Regions from separate parts of the Mus musculus genome. Here region 2 is linked to region 1. A link is a contact called in ENCODE Hi-C data. All regions are on one chromosome and are shown on one strand. Each heading gives the region's core, a stretch centred on a gene start or an enhancer-like site at or near the end of the contact. The rest is flanking DNA. Distances are from core to core; before and after follow the strand shown.

Region 1 (7,755 bases), core at 3,732-6,231:
AGCAGTAGGGTTAAAAGAAGGACAGAAATGCGTGAGAAGAATGTACGACACACCCGAAAGCATGGGTGTGGGTTTCTCTGAGAAACTCGCTGTCCATTGTCTTTATTAACAGGTCACATATAGGATTTGGGTGGTTTTGAAGCTAAGAATTTCAAAGGGTTGCTAAGGAAGATCACAGGGTGGCTCCCAAATGGCCTGGGCCAGGGTTACAATGACAAGGTGAACTGTAGATGACAGGAATGAAGAACTTCATCTTTACTGTAAACAAGATGAGTAGTCTTACTTCAGAGTCCCAGAAGATGTCTAGGGAAATGAATAGGGCTTCCCTCAAGGTATACATGTAGTTTTTAAGCCTGATTTTTTTCTTTTGCTGTTTTAACACATAATATCCATATAAGAAAGGAATATTATCTCTGTGTCAGTATCTTCTCATCAGATGTTAATTGTGCTACAATTCTCTTTTATTTTTTGAGACAGGGTCTTACTATCAAACTTGAAGGTCATAACCCAGACACAAGTCAGGTCTGGCCACCTGTCCTCAATATGCCAATTAAAAGGACAAGATAAAAAGTGGAAAATTAGCTGGGCAGGCTGGTGCATGTCTGTAATCTCAGCACTTGGGAGGAAGAGGCAGGCAAAAAGATCTCTGTGAATTCAAAAGCGGCCTGGTCTACAAAGTGAGTTTTGGATCAGCCAGGGCTACACAGAAAGAAACCCTATTATGAAAAACAGCAGCAACAAAGTGGAAAGTTAAAACTGGAGATGTATTCAATGTGGCCACATCAAGGAAGAGAGGCAAAGAGGTTAGCAAACCCCTCAGGTCAGTCTTCATCTTCTGGGTTGTGAGGTGAAATCAAAGTTTAAATAGAGGGCCCAGGATATGCACATCTAAGCAGCCCTGGTCTAAGTCAGTTTTTGTTCACTCACCGTAGTCTGGATTCCAGTCTTGTCCTGTAAGATGGTCTGATAAACTTGCTAGAACAACGTGAAATCTCTTTCTGGGAAAAATTTACCCCAATGGCTGACTCTATTTGTTTCTCCTAGCTTAAGATGTCTGGGGAAATTTCCATTTTTTTTTTTTTTTGGCCCATTACTTTAACAGTCTGATAGTCCAACTGAGAGACACAAGGGTCTCTTCAAAATATTTTCATTTCTGCCAGGCCAGTTACAGTCTCAATGTGTCGTTCTGACTGGCCTGGAATTTGCTAGGTAGGCTAACCTCCAACTCACAGAGATCTACATCCTTTTTGCCTTCGCCTCCGGAGTCCTGGGATCTAAAGGTATGTGTCAGCACACCTGGCTGTGTTGGGACTCTTGGTGCTCAGATGGTGGAAGGATCCAAGCAGACTCCAGCTCCTTCCCCTTCTCATTTCCCTGTAAGTTTCCCTGTCTTTCTGTACTGCCTTAGAATTCCCTCTAGATTAGTTCTTGATAAGATTTTTTTCCCTTCTGAAACCCTTCAAGCCAGTCCTCCAGGGCCTTGGGACTCTCTGATCTGCCAAACTACCACTGGAATGGTCTCTTAGGCTCAGCTTACAGTGTTCTAGGGCTTTTCAAAGGTGCAAGCACCACCTTTGGTCAGATTCCCCACAGTAATGGTTCCATTTTCAAGTACCAATTTTCTGTATTTGTTATATTTCTCACTGCTGTGAGCAAAGGACAGCAGCAACTTAAGGGAGGGATTGCTTTGACTCACTTCTTTTTTTTTTTATGGTACGCAGCTTCAACTTTACCAGGATACTGGGGATCAAAGCCAACTCCTTGGGCATGCTAGGCATGCCATTGCTGACTTATTTCCCTCTCCAGCCCCACGTTTTAAAAGTGTTTAATTAATAACTTGTTCACATTTTCTAATTGGTTATTTACTACCAGTTGGTGTTTGCTTTGACATACTTTTCTCAAAAACTTTTATCTTGAGTTTTTTTCCTATTTATCTATTATTTTAATTGCACTTGGAGTGGATTCAATTTCCCTTGCTACATGTCTGTGTGTCTTTCTTAATATTACCTCTATCCTAATACTTTGGAATTTCTCTGAGAGAAATTCTCACCTCCATGAGAGTATGTCTGTGAGATATAGACCACACAAGCAGTGTTAATGGCATACTGAAGATGACTTTGTAAGTAGCTCAATTCTGTTAGTAAGGGTTTATCTCTCGACAGGCATCAACTGCTGCAATGAAGTTTTTCATATCCATTATCAAGTGTGTGTGTGGGGGGTGAGTATCAGGCAAGTTATCTGTTGCTGTGTGCTGTGTAACAAACTTCATTGAAACTTTGTATCTTCAGTCAAAAATGACTCTCGAGATGATGATTATGGTGGTGGTGGTGATTATTATTATTATTATTATTATTATTATTATTATTATTATTCCTGATTCTGTTGGTTGACCAGGATTGGCTACACGGTTATATTGTTCCACACAGCGCAGGAAGCCATTCAATTAAAGTAGAACTCAAGGTAAGATGGAATGGCCAACATGAGTCTCATTCTTCCAAGTCTTTCTCCATGTGGCTGTTCTCATTTAACATCCTGCCTAGGCTTCTTCACACAAATAACCATAAGCTCTTAAGAGGAAAGGCTACAACAGGGCATGGCCCAGTGCATAAACATTTACGAAGCATTTGCTGCATCTCGTTTGCTCAGGGTATCATTAGTGAAGCAAGCCACATGGTCAAGCCCCAGACTCAATGTGGGAGGGATTAAATACAGGTTATCAGTTGATGGGTCATTTATTGAAGGCCACCAATGTAAAAATTTCTCACAAAGCTAGTTCCTGTCCCTAGCCACACATGGATTCTGCCAGTATTTATTATTCCGTAGGAGCTAATCCCTGGTCCATGTTTTACTTCCACTCGAGATTTGTCTAGGGCCTAGGTAGCTTTTCATCTTGATTAACAATTTGCAATTTTGATTCTGCGTCTCTTTGGTTCTACCTCTCTCATTTATATTATATCTGAAATTTTCGATTTGAAGCAGAACAAGGAAGAGTGTCACAAAATAATGATTGAAAAATGTCATCTTTGCTGGAAATCTGGGTCAGCATCAAGTACATTTTCTTCAGCAATTTTTCTTAAGCATTCGACCAGTTTGCTCTAACTCTTACTGACAATGCCAGTATTCTGGCTAAATCTCTTCCCTACCTCTTTCTTGTATAATTGCACAAAAATATCTTTTGAACAGTCAGCATCTGCCTCTGTATCTTTATTCACTTTTTTTTTCTTGAAAGGATCTTGTTCTCAACTTTTATGGACACCCCCTACTTCTTGTTTCATAAATGTTGGTAGATAGAAATACTTTTTTCTCTGAAGCTCCCAGCCTTTTCCCACATATTTCCCTTAGCAATTCCTTTTCTCATAGACAGTTCCATATGCTTCAGTTTCATTTTGGTTTGGAAATAGTACTCTTGCCAAGTTTTCTCTTTGTGTACTTTGCATATAGATAGCCAGCCAGCTTTCACTACATGTGTGAGGTGCCTCCCACTCTAAAATTATCCAAGGAAGCTTATTTACATATGAATTTGCAAAGAACTAAATTTCAAGGGAAGATGCTGACTACTTTATTTGACATCTTTTCTTTTTAGACTATTTGATAGTACAACTGGCATTGGCTGCCTTCATACCTTATCATCAGAATATCCAGCACAGCAATATTTTAGTCAAATTCTAGTGGCTTCCAAGAACGTTCTCTAAAGCAGTGTTTCTTAACCTTCCTAATGCTGTGGTGTGATGACCCACAACCATAAAATTATTTTCTTTGCTACTTCATAACTGTAATTTTGCTACTATTATGAATCGTCATGTAAATACCTCCTATACAGGATACCTCAAAGGGGTCCTGACACACTGGTTGAGAGTCTTTGAAGGCATGCTTTGTGGTCGTTCAGGCAGAATACTACAGTTCAAATCTGCTACAACTTTTTTGTTTTGTTTTGTTTTTCCAGACAGGTTCTCTGTGTAGCCCTGGCTGCCCTGGAACTCATTCTGTAGACCAGGCTGGCCTCGAACTCAAAAATCTGCCTGCCTCTGCCTCCCAAGTGCTGGGATTAAAGGCGTGCGCCACCACACCTGGCACAACTTTTTGTTTTGTTTTAGAAAATACCCTTAACTTTACCACAAGCTTCAAGTGGATGCCAGTCATGGTGATGGTGTTGTTGCTTAGAAAACAATTTATTCTAGAAAATGCAGGAATGGCCATGCTGGGGAATCTGCAGGTACCAACTATAAAGAGCAGGTGACTATTACAACAATCGAGAGATTCTGTCTTCTTGGCCAAGCACAATCTGGCTCCAGACCGCAAGACAGTTTTGGCTGAGGACTGCAGCAGCTTGAGCGGGAGCGTTTCAGGTTATACCTAAGATTCCCTGACACCCCCCCCCCCCCATAGAGTTGTAAGACAAAAACAAAATCTGAACTTTTAAAAGGAAAGTCCTCAGTCTTTAGGACACGCACAGATATGTAGATCTAAGATTCAAAGTTCAGAGTTTAGTTTTGACTTGCTGTGATTTTTCTTTATTTTTGTACTTTTATGCATCACATTTAGCAATCCTGCCAGAATAACAAGAATGGATGTGGTTGGTTTGGCTGTGGTACCATACTGACTAGAAACGCCCTGGCCTTGATTTCCCCGCCCCCTACCCTGCCCTTCCTCTTATCCCCGCCCTCCCCGCATTCCCGCTCCTCCCCCCAGCCCCCGGCCCGGCCCGGCCCCGCCTGGTCTCTCTAACCGGAAGGAGGCGGGGAGAGACCGGGCTTCCTGAAAAGAGACGCAGTAACTAAGCAACCAGGGCACTTACGCCCGGGACCTTCCGCAGCTCTTAGGAGACGTGCTCCTGCGCTCGCTGACGCTACAATCCCGCGCTAGAGACTTGGGCCCGACTGGGCGTCTCTCTTCTACGTAATTCAGAACCTCTGTGTGATTGGTTATCATGGGGGCGCGGCGCTCGGATCGCGGACGCTTCTGATTGGTGCTTTGGAGCAGCGGGGCGGGATTCTGTTAACTGCCGCGGGAGGTCCGGACAGTGGCGGCCATGGGACTGGAGGGTAAGTACGCGTCTTGGCTGTCCTTTCTAACGTTCTCGGTCTCTCTGGATGGGGTTGTGCCGTTCTCACAGGACCGTGGCAGGCTGTGGAGGAGGTGAAGCCTACTCTATCTGAGGCCCGGAAGTCGGGTCCGTGGGTCTCCGTAATCAAATGGGGATTGAGGGTGCCTTGAGGGTTGGAACTGGTTCTTAGACTGAGTTTAGTAGAGCGAGTGACTGGAATCTTAGGACGTTTTTCCGAGTCCCTTTGGGTCTGGCCGGATCTTGTCTCATCCTGGGGTGCTGGCTGGTGGACCCGGGCTGATCCTCTTTGGCTCTAGTACACCCGAGCTGCCTCTCAGGGAGTGCGTGTGCACTGCCTTGGGACTGGATTAAAGTATACTTCTCTTGATTTCTCAGCCCTGTCCGAGCCCCCTCTAAGGATCCTCAGAAGCTTCTACTAATAAGGGAGTTCCCTGGGCACGATTGAGAATTTTGAGGACTTCTTGACTTTGTCATTTACATGGCTTGGGTAGGGAAGTTGTACAGATCGCTTAGCATGTAGGGCTGGAGAGAGAATTGACCAGATTTTACAGCCTCTATTCACTTATAGAAGCCAAGATTCAGTGAGTATTTTCACATACTTTCATTTGGTTCATTATTTCTGTTCTTATCATTCACTTCTTAAAACGGGATAGGACTAAAGGACCAGGTTTAGATGACACATGACAGTAGCACAGCATTAGCCACTTGAGGCTTTGCTTTCCCCTTTTGCAAACTTCATATTTTCTTGCTTCCATTATTTGTTTACTTACTGGTTGTAAATTTGGTCTTCCCTCCTCTTTTTTTCCAGTTTATGTGTCCGGGTGCCCCCATGTAGCTGTCTTACCCTGCCCTAGAACCCTCAATTCTCTGTCTCCCAAGCACGTGCTCCTTTCTTTCCTGCCTCCTCCCTCTGAATTTCTGAGACGATTTTAAATGTAGGTGAATTTGTGGGAGAAAATGGACACATGTAGTTGCAGGTGAGAGCTGAAACTCAGAGAGTTAGGATAGTAATCCTCCATTGAGTTCTTTGTAGACTTGTAGATCTCAACTAAGGCGGATTTTTGCCAGATCTCTAAAGCTGTGGCATTAAAAGTCTAAGCATCTATAGAACAGAGTATTGAATGAGCACTTCATATGAGCATCACTTTAGGGAACTCCTAAAGGGAACTTTTCTTAGCCTTAGATGTAGGAAAGAGCCCACATGTAAAGCCTGTGTCCTGTTCCATTTCCTTTCAGGGTCTACACTGAAAGGGTGCTCAGGGGAAAGGCTTCCATAATTAAAAGAAGGGTTCTGAAAAGAGAAGGGAGCAGTTTAAGCATAGCTATCCTTGAATAAGGAAGGAGAAGCCAGATTGTCTTCAGCATGAGCTCTAGGGAACACTTGAAGAGGGTGTTCTTAAAAAGAAAGCTCTAGTTCCAGGTACATTTTAAAGGAAACCACAGAGATAATACCAGCAGAGCCTTATGGGATGTACTGGGTCACTAGCTAAGCTGTGCAGCCCTAATCAGCACATTTTCTGTGAAGAACCAGATGGTAAATATTTTAGGCTCTGTGGGTCATCTGATTTCTTTCAAAGCCACAGAAGTAGCCATTCAGAATATAAGTGAATGGGCAAGCCAGGTTCCTGTAAAAATTTGTTCGTAAAAATAGACAATGTGCCAGTATACTTAGATTCACATCCTAGCCTGTTTTAGTATCCTTTTCTGCTTCACAACCCAGAACAAAAGGCAGTGCTATAAAACAGCCTTTTTGCTATTTTTCATGACTCTGGAATCTGCTAGACTTAGCTAGTGGTACTTTTATGAGTCTTTTCAGGGGTTTCTGTAGAAGGCTGCATTTAGCTAGAGGTCTGGCTAGAAATTGGGCGCAGGTAAGAATGTAGAGGTGGCTGGGTCCCTATCTCTCCATGTAGCTTGTAAGCCCTTTTCCTCTCATTGTCTCCCCCATGTCCTTCTAACCTAGTAGCTGTATGATAACTCCAGAAGTAAAAGCCATCGAACCTTTCATAGGCTGAGGTCAAAGATCTGCATGTCCCTTTTACCATGTCCTGTGGCTTACATGGTCCCAGTGCAAGGGAGATTCCTAGGTGCAGTGGTGCACACCTGTAATCCCAGCCCTCAGGAGACTGAGGCCAGGAATATTGAATTCAAGGTCAGCATGAGCTATAAGCTAAAACTTGGCTTTAAAAGTATGTGGGAAGGTATGGTCGCTAATAGCCTGGCACATTGTGTTCTAACTTCTTTAAGCTTTTGGCTTTGCATTTACACTATATAATTGATACCTTGTATAGGTCTGTCAACTAGACTATGGCCACATATAGAAAACTCTTAGTCTGTGTAGTGTTGGATAGATAGTGATTTAATAGGTAAGAAAGCTTAATAAGCTGATAAGAGTGATAAGAGAAGCAGGGAAATGGATGTTTAATTTTTTGAAAGAATTGGTTTTGTAGCAAACCATTATGCACTGTGACACAACGTTTAAAAGTGGACCAGTTTCCCAGCTCAGTTAACACATTGCAGAATCTCAGTTCTTTTGTCCTATGGCATCACCCTGCTAAGCAAGTAGATGTTCTCAAATGAATACGTTTATAGTGTGCTTTGCTTTTATTTCTAAGTGAAAAACTTTAAAAATATGCCTTAACATTAAAACTATTTCTAACAGGATTTGAGGTATGAAAGGAGATGCAGTT
Region 2 (7,755 bases), core at 3,074-5,573, 330 kb before region 1:
AGCATTGGTTTAGAACATGATACTATACAAATAAAATAAGCTGAAACCAACTCTGACCAGGTAGGCAGATGAAGAGGTAGCTTAGCAGTTAAGAGTGCTTGTTGTTCTTACAGAGGATCAGAGTTTGGTTCTAGCACCTGGGACCAGATACTTAAAACTAGTCCTGTAACTCCATTCCAAGGGAGGTCTAATGCCATAACTTGTTCTCCTTGCGTACCTGCTTTCATATACCAACACGCAAACACATGCACCAACACAGTTGCAAATAAATCTCTTTTCAAAGGATTACAGGACAAACTATTAATGCTAAAGTTAAAGTTGGAAGCAAAGTTTGTTTAAGGGTTTAAATAATGTGCCAGGTGTGGGGGCTCAAGCCTTTAAGCCCAGCATTCACAAGGCAGAGGCAGGTGGATCTCTGTGAGGTCAAGGCCAGCTTGGTCTGCATCGTGAGTTTCGTGCCAGAAAGTGGTATGTAGAGAGACCATACTATTAAAAATACAACATTATGAACTAACCAGTACCCCGGAGCTCTTGACTCTAGCTGCATATGTATCAAAAGATGGCCTAGTCGGCCATCACTGGAAAGAGAGGCCCATTGGACTTGCAAACTTTATATGCCCCAGTACAGGGGAACGCCAGGGCCAAAAAGGGGGAGTGGGTGGGTAGGGAAGTGGGGGGGGGGAGTGTATTGGGGACTTTTGGGATAGCATTGGAAATGTAAATGAGGAAAATACCTAATAAAAAATAATTCTAAAAAAAAAGATTCGCTTACTTGGATGTGATGACTCACACCTTTATGCCTTTAATACCAGCATTTGGGAGGGACTCACTTTGTGAGTTTGAGACCATCCTGTGCTACTCAGGGACAGCCAGCGCTACATAGTGAGACCCTTTCTCAAAAACAAACAAAAGCAAAAACAAAAAACAAACAACCACCCACCACCACCACAACTTAAACAAACATAGAAAAAAAGTTTAAACATTGCAAGAATTTTTTGAATGCAGCAGGTGGTTCAACCCCCAAGATCATAATGCGCTTATAGATAATGAAAAGGCAACTGGTTAAAGTGTACCTGTCAATTACTGATAGGCTCCCATGATGGCTCAGCAGATAAAGGCTGTGTGAGGAGGCCGAAGACCTGAATTAGGTCCTAGATTGGAAAAACAAATAAACAATCAAAACAAAAACAAGAGAAAACCAAACACGAAACGCTTTTCTCTGATCTCCACACAAGAGCCAAAGCCTATGTGCTTTCATGTGCTCTCCCCCTCCCCCTCCCCTTATCCCCACCTCTCTGTGCCTCTCTCTTGCACAGGCACACATGTGCACAAAACACTACCACCACACACATTTAATGAATAAGAAGTAAAAAATAAACATATAAACAAAGCCCCTTGGGAGCCAGGGAGAGGGCTCTCAGCAGGTGAAGGGGCTTGCTAAGCAAGCCTGTAGACACAACTTTGATATTTAGAACCCATTCAAGGGTCGAAGGAGAGGTGTGAATGTACAAAGTTAATATCTGACCTTCAGATGGGAAACAGCACTGCACACATGTGCTTCCACAATATGGTGTATACACCCCCCCACACACACACTCTCACACACACACCTGAGGAGATGAGACTTGGTGGGTTAGAGCACATACTGCCTGAGAATGAGGACTTATGTGGACTCAAACCTGGAACCCCCAAAACTGTAGTGGGGCAAAGACAGGAGGATCATTGGGGTTTCCTGATGACTCAGCTTATTTCCTGGGCCAGAATAAGACCCTGTCTCAAGTGGTAAGACAGAGTGACAGAGCAAGACATTCTCTCCTGGCATTCATGAAGCCACCCACATGAACCCACTCACACAAGTGAACACACTCATACAACCACATGCACCACAGGCATACAGAAAATAAGAAAACACATTTAGAAGTAAGAAGTTACCTTTATTCCATAGGTATCATTTCTTAAACTAACTCACTAGATTCTGCGGAATAGCAGCATTTCTTTAAGGAGAGAAGACAAGAGGCCATTTCAAGTTCCAGCATCATACCACCTTGTGCTGATTGTGCCAGTTTATGAGCCAAAACAACAGTTCATAGGAACAGACCAGAAGGTCCAGAGCTGTCAGGTATGGTGATGTACATCTATAATTGTGGCACTTGAGAGGTGGAAGCAGAGAATCAAGAGATCCAGGTCATACTTGTTTGTTCAGTGAGTATGAGGGCAACCTGGGCTACCTGTCAGAAAGAAAGAAAGAAAGAAAGAAAGAAAGAAAGAAAGAAAGAAAGAAAGAAAGAGAGAGAGAGAAAGGAAAGGAAAGGAAAGGAGGCAGGAGGGAAGGAAGGAAAAGAAAACGAAAATGAAAGAAGACAAAAAGTTCACAGCCAAGAAAAATGTGTGTTATTTTTTAAAATATGTCCACATTATTCATTCATACTGGTGGTGTTAGGTGTATTTAAAACCTTTCTTTTTACTTCTCCATATTTTCTTCTTTTATTATTTTATGTATATTAGTGTTTTGCCTTCATGTATGTCTGTGCACAACATGTGTGCAATGCAGTGCCTTCAGGTGTGTGTGTGTGTGAGAAAGAGAGAGAGATAGAGAGAGACAGAGACAGAGACAGAGACAGAGATACAGAGAGAGATATCAATCACTGGGAAACAAGAGCTGTTCAGAGACTTTTTCCCTTTGGAAATGAATGTTGTACACCGGCTAAGACTCAGTATTTTAGTGTGCTTTTCCTACAATTCCAGTCACAGCCATATAAGAGCATATGGGAATTTATTACTTTTATAAAGTGAAAGCCTACAAGCAAATTAAATTAGATGTCTGTGTCTCCAACACACCACTGCACCCTGACTGACTCCTTATCTCTCTGTGCCTACGGTCTTTTTCTTCTCATCTAGTTTTTTTTTTTCTCCCCTGAAATGAGGTCAGCTCTTTCCTCTGGGAAATTTCCATTGCATTTAACAGTGACATTGCTAGAGTGGCTGGCCTGGCTTGGCTGCCTCTTCCTCTGGGACAGCTTTTCTTCTCTCAACATCCCTGGTGCCAAGGTGGAGAAATGGTGGGTATCGCTCGACCTCCCTTGGGTGGGTCGAGCTGACAGAAGAGAGCCATCTCCAACATACCCTGCCCCCACCGTGTCTCTCAGTGGAACAGACATGCCCCTGCTCATAGCTTCCTCCTTGTTGCTTCAAAACCCAAATAAATGTCCTACTGAACATCAGAGTCATCCAGGCTCATCTTCCCACTCAGGACTTTCCAGGAAGGAACTGCCACGAGGGAGAGGAAAGCCCAGGCCTAGGCCCCAAGGAACTTCTATTGCCATGGTTGGTGGGATGCCCACTGGGGGAGAGCCTTCATCCCACTATCTTAGACCTCAGAGTATCTCAGGGGTTGGTTTTAATTTCAGTTTTGACCTCTTAGGACCAGAGACTCAGTGTAATGGTGATAAGCTTGAAGCTAAGTCAGGGTAGCTGGGAAAGGGACATTCTCCTCATGTCATTGCACCCAATGACTTTAACGCTCAGTCCTTGGATACCCCACATGTGAGACGGTTGTAACCACTGTAAGGATTTGAGAAATAATCAGGGAGCCTAGCTCACAGTAAGTAGTTCTTAGTCATTGTTAAATAGTTGCGCTGAACAATGTTGTCACTAGCACTGTGTAGCAACTTAACTAAATGACAGGTTCTTAGCAGTTCTAGCCCCTTTTAAAGGGTTAGCATTCATTTCTTCCTAGTGGCACCAGGACAGAGCACTGTTCAGGGAAGGTATCACCATCACCATCACCATCACCATCGTCATCACCATCACCATCGTCATCACCCAATGATCATCATCTCCAGCGTGAGGCTTTATATCATTAATGTTGAGTTTTAGACAGTAGCCAGATCTTAGAGTTTAACCTAGCCATCCTCTAGTTGGGAATTGTTAACCAACCAACAGTCTAGGAAGTCTTGTTCCCTTTACTCTCCAGAGGTGAAAAAGGAGTTATATTTGTTTCCTAAGTATGGTAGCCTGTCTTTGAATCAGATTGGTTAGCCTGAAAGGGCACAAAGATTATGCCAAAGAAAACTCCATGCTCTCCACGTTTAGCTTAACCAAACAACTACAGGAGGCAGGTGGGAGGCTTCTGATTGTGTCAGCTCAGGAAACATTCTTATGAGGTAGAGTTTGAGGAAGAACCCACTAACCTGCTTCTCAAATAGATTTTCGTAAATAACTGACAGGGGATGGTTCGCTTCTATGGACGTATTAACCCAACTGATGGGCGTTAATTATTAAACCTTTTAGATGGTGGCTCGCTGATTTCTCCGATACCCTAATCCGGGTCACAGAATGGTTAAAGCAGCTTTAAGTAGAGAGTGGATTATTTTCCCCTCAGTTTGTCTTCTGTTTGCGGCTCTGAAAGAATGTTGTGGGCGCTCTTTTTCCTGGTGACTACTATTCACGCTGAACTCTGCCATCCAGGTACGTAGCCTTGAAGCTTAAAAAATAAATTAACAGATTCCTGAATGCTTGAAAAGTCATAGAGTGGAGAAAAAAAAAAAGAATGATTTTTTTTTCCTAAGTCTTTGGACATGTGGCTTGAAAGTTGAACCAGTGACTCTTAGCAATCGGAAGGGAAAATGGGGGTGATTTCATAGGCTTTTTTTTTCTTTTAAGTTGCAGGGGCACTAGTACAGATCAATTGTAGTTCTTTGTTATGTTCATCTGGGCTGTGTTAAACATTAGGGTTTATCAGGCTCCGTTTTCTCACAGTTTATCCTAATTTACTGCTCTTTGTTGTCCCCCCCCTCCCTTTTCTTTTTCCCCCTCTCTCTGGCAGATGCAGAAAATGCCTTTAAAGTAAGACTTAGCATCAGAGCAGCTCTTGGAGATAAAGCAGTAAGTAGAACACCTGCTGGCTCATTTCAAGTTTTGTTTTCCAATAGCTCTGGGCTTTTCTCAAATAGATGGCTTCTGAGTCTTCAAGTCTGATCTTTTGCCAAAGCTAGATTACAGTAACATGGGAGTCACTGATAGAATGAGTTTTCTTAAAGTACACAATCAGTACTGAGTGATTGAAAATACATGGGGAAATTGTGTTATGGAAAACAGCTTTGAAAGCTTGAAAGACTCAGTCCAGCAACATAGAGCAAAGTGGGCTGTCTGGTCTGATGTAGATGTGTTTGTCTAGGTAAAGTCTGCCCTCCACTATCATGGGCATCTAAATGTTATCAGTCTGTTTTCTAGTTCTCAGAAAGAAAGACTGGTGCTACCAATTTATTTCATAGTACAAAATTATCCAGTTCTATGTGAAGCTTCAATTCTTCCCATCTATGAAGGTGACAGTACGGAGATTGTGCTTGAAATAATAGAAGTTTAAGATCCTCAGAGTCTATAGGGGGTGAAGAGTAGGAAAGATCACTGAATTAAGGAGATGCTATTGTCTAACTTTAGTGTCAGTGTCCTAGTATGCTCTGCATTAAAAAAAAAAGACCAGTAGGTGATATTAATGCCTCATACCACAAAAAAAACAAACAAAACCCAGATTGCTAAAGGGATTTGAAAGTATTCTACTTGCTAACTAATCAGCTGCCAGAGTTTTCATTATTCGTCTGATAAGTAATAGTTGTTATAGCATATAAAATAAACCTTTATCAAATCATTATTTATTTATTACTTCTTTGTGGAGGCTCTTCTAAACACTAAACTCCTATCAGCTTCTGAGCCCTTCCCCTTTGAGTACAGGTATATCCATTCTGACTGGATGAGTGAAAACATACAGGCCCAGACACATACGCGACTCTTTGAAGATCTCAAGTCAGTAAATGGCAGGAGAGTCAGACCCAGCGAGTTTGACTGCAGAGACCCTGCTCCCAGCCAGGGTATAAAATCTCTTATCACAGGATCTTTAGATTTGCCTGCATGTTAGGGATGTGATGGCAGCTAACACTGGGCTTGTCTGTTCCCTGCGGAACTTATAATAGTGAGAGTCAGCTGTGTGTCAAATAGTGAGTAAAGCAAATACGATGTGCAGTCTTAAGAAGCATTACAGGAAGGAGAAGTATACTGGTCTCTGGCCTCAGCAGGAGCCTCTGTCCCAGGCACTTCTGCAATGTCTAATGTAACCATGAAGAGACACAGAACAGAGAAGGAGGGAAGGATGGCAGAGGGCTGTCACATGTGAGCATAACAAGAATCTCCAGGAGCTCGGTGACCCTGAAGGATGGAAAGAAGACCAGGATGTCTGGAACAGAAGCTGTGAGGAAGAACACGACATTGAGGACCTTGAAAAAGGGGGACTGCATGGGAAATGTGTTTCATGCGGGCAGTGGGTGGGAGGGAGGTTGTTTCAAGACAAAGGAACTGTTTAAACCATCAAATGCTGGTGAGAGGCCAAGATCATTCTGTGAAGGCTGAGGAGGTTAGCAGGAGCTGTTTTTGCAAAGATGGAGAAGGAAAAAGTCAGATATTGGAGAGGGGGATAAAATAAGCAGGGTAAGTTGGGGGTGAACATGCAGAAGTATAGGTCACTCCTATAAATCCTTTGGATTGGTCTGGAGGCTGCTGAGTCAGGAGACTTGGGCTGTACTTCAGCTGGGAGAATACTTGCCAAGCATGTGTGAGGCCCTGAGTTCCATCTCTAACACCCCATAAGCCAGGCCTGCTAGCAGTTAGGAGATGGAGGCAGAAGGATCAGAAGTTCACGGTCCTTCTTCATTACCCACTTAGCCTGTGATAATAAGACCCCGAGAGGGGGAGGGAGAGGGAGGTCTGGCTCTGAAAGGTTGGAGAGAGCTAGCAGTCGGAAGATGGAGCAAAACCACAGGTTTTTACTGTTGGTTTAGTGGAAACAAGTTGAGCATGAGTAAAAGTCAGCGGACAGACTCCAACTGGCCTTGAGTACTCAGAAGAAACTGATGCGGTTTCAAGTCTGGGAAGGGAGGAGCAGAGGCATTCCCAGCACACTTGTGGGGATTAGCCTTTATCAGGAGACAAATGTCTGGCACTTGAGGAGAGGAAGTGCTTAGGAAGTACAGTGGTGGAAGGTTTGTTTCTTTGCCTTGGGAGGTCAAGGGAGGTTAAATCGCTAACTTGAGACTTTTATCTCTAAATTACAAACTCAGGGGTGAAGGATTAAGCTCACTGGTGGAGAGCTTGCAAGGGAAAGTCCCTGGGTTCAGACTTCTGCTTTGGATGTTGGAGTGAGTATAAAACCAAAAGCATCCACTGAGAGCTGAGGTGGAAGAAAAAGTATTATGATGAGGTGGGGAACTGTCGGAAGTTTGAAGCCATCTTGGGACAGACAATTGTCTTGAGACAAAGAACTTATGGAGAATGCTAAGAGGCGAGCAGGGAATTTGAGGGTCAGGCATCATGAATTTAAAATTAAACAAGTCCCATTTTTGTGACTCTCTTGTTACTTTTGACTATTCAACTAAAATGTGAGGTTTCAGTGTTCTTCGATGCAAGCAGAAAGTAAAATGACCTGGGAGACTCGAGGACTTGGTAGAAGTGTTATTCAAATGAGGAAGCAAGGAATATGAGATGACAGATAAATACATGCAGTTGATATGCACTGTGTGGTCCATGAAGCCACAACTGTTCTCTAACAATACATTCAGTTGTCTATACTTATACTGTCTGTATGTTAGATACCTGGACAACAGGTACATAAAGTACTATGAGCCTTCTTGTCTATGTCTCTTCCGTGCTATTTTGGTCTGTGGGTATTAAGCCAGGACTGTATCTCTGAGCAACACGTTCCTTATC

The links. A loop is a pair of places that touch in the nucleus more often than their neighbours do.
Region 2: a loop to region 1 is called in a map of heart, with 2.5 times the contacts of the local background. The contact joins the promoter of Cltrn here to the promoter of Piga in region 1. A Hi-C loop is called at or near these places in 4 of 37 maps with a recorded cell type or tissue (heart, left cerebral cortex and regulatory T cell).

What each region holds. Positions count from the first base shown.
Region 1 is chrX:164,414,799-164,422,553 of GRCm38, forward strand. Piga (phosphatidylinositol glycan anchor biosynthesis, class A) reads left to right here and starts at 4,982. Exons shown (of 6, transcript NM_011081.3): 1 at 4,982-5,042.
Region 2 is chrX:164,085,864-164,093,618 of GRCm38, forward strand. It overlaps Cltrn (collectrin, amino acid transport regulator), which reads left to right and starts at 4,324. Exons shown (of 6, transcript NM_020626.2): 1 at 4,324-4,467; 2 at 4,826-4,884. The coding sequence starts at 4,410.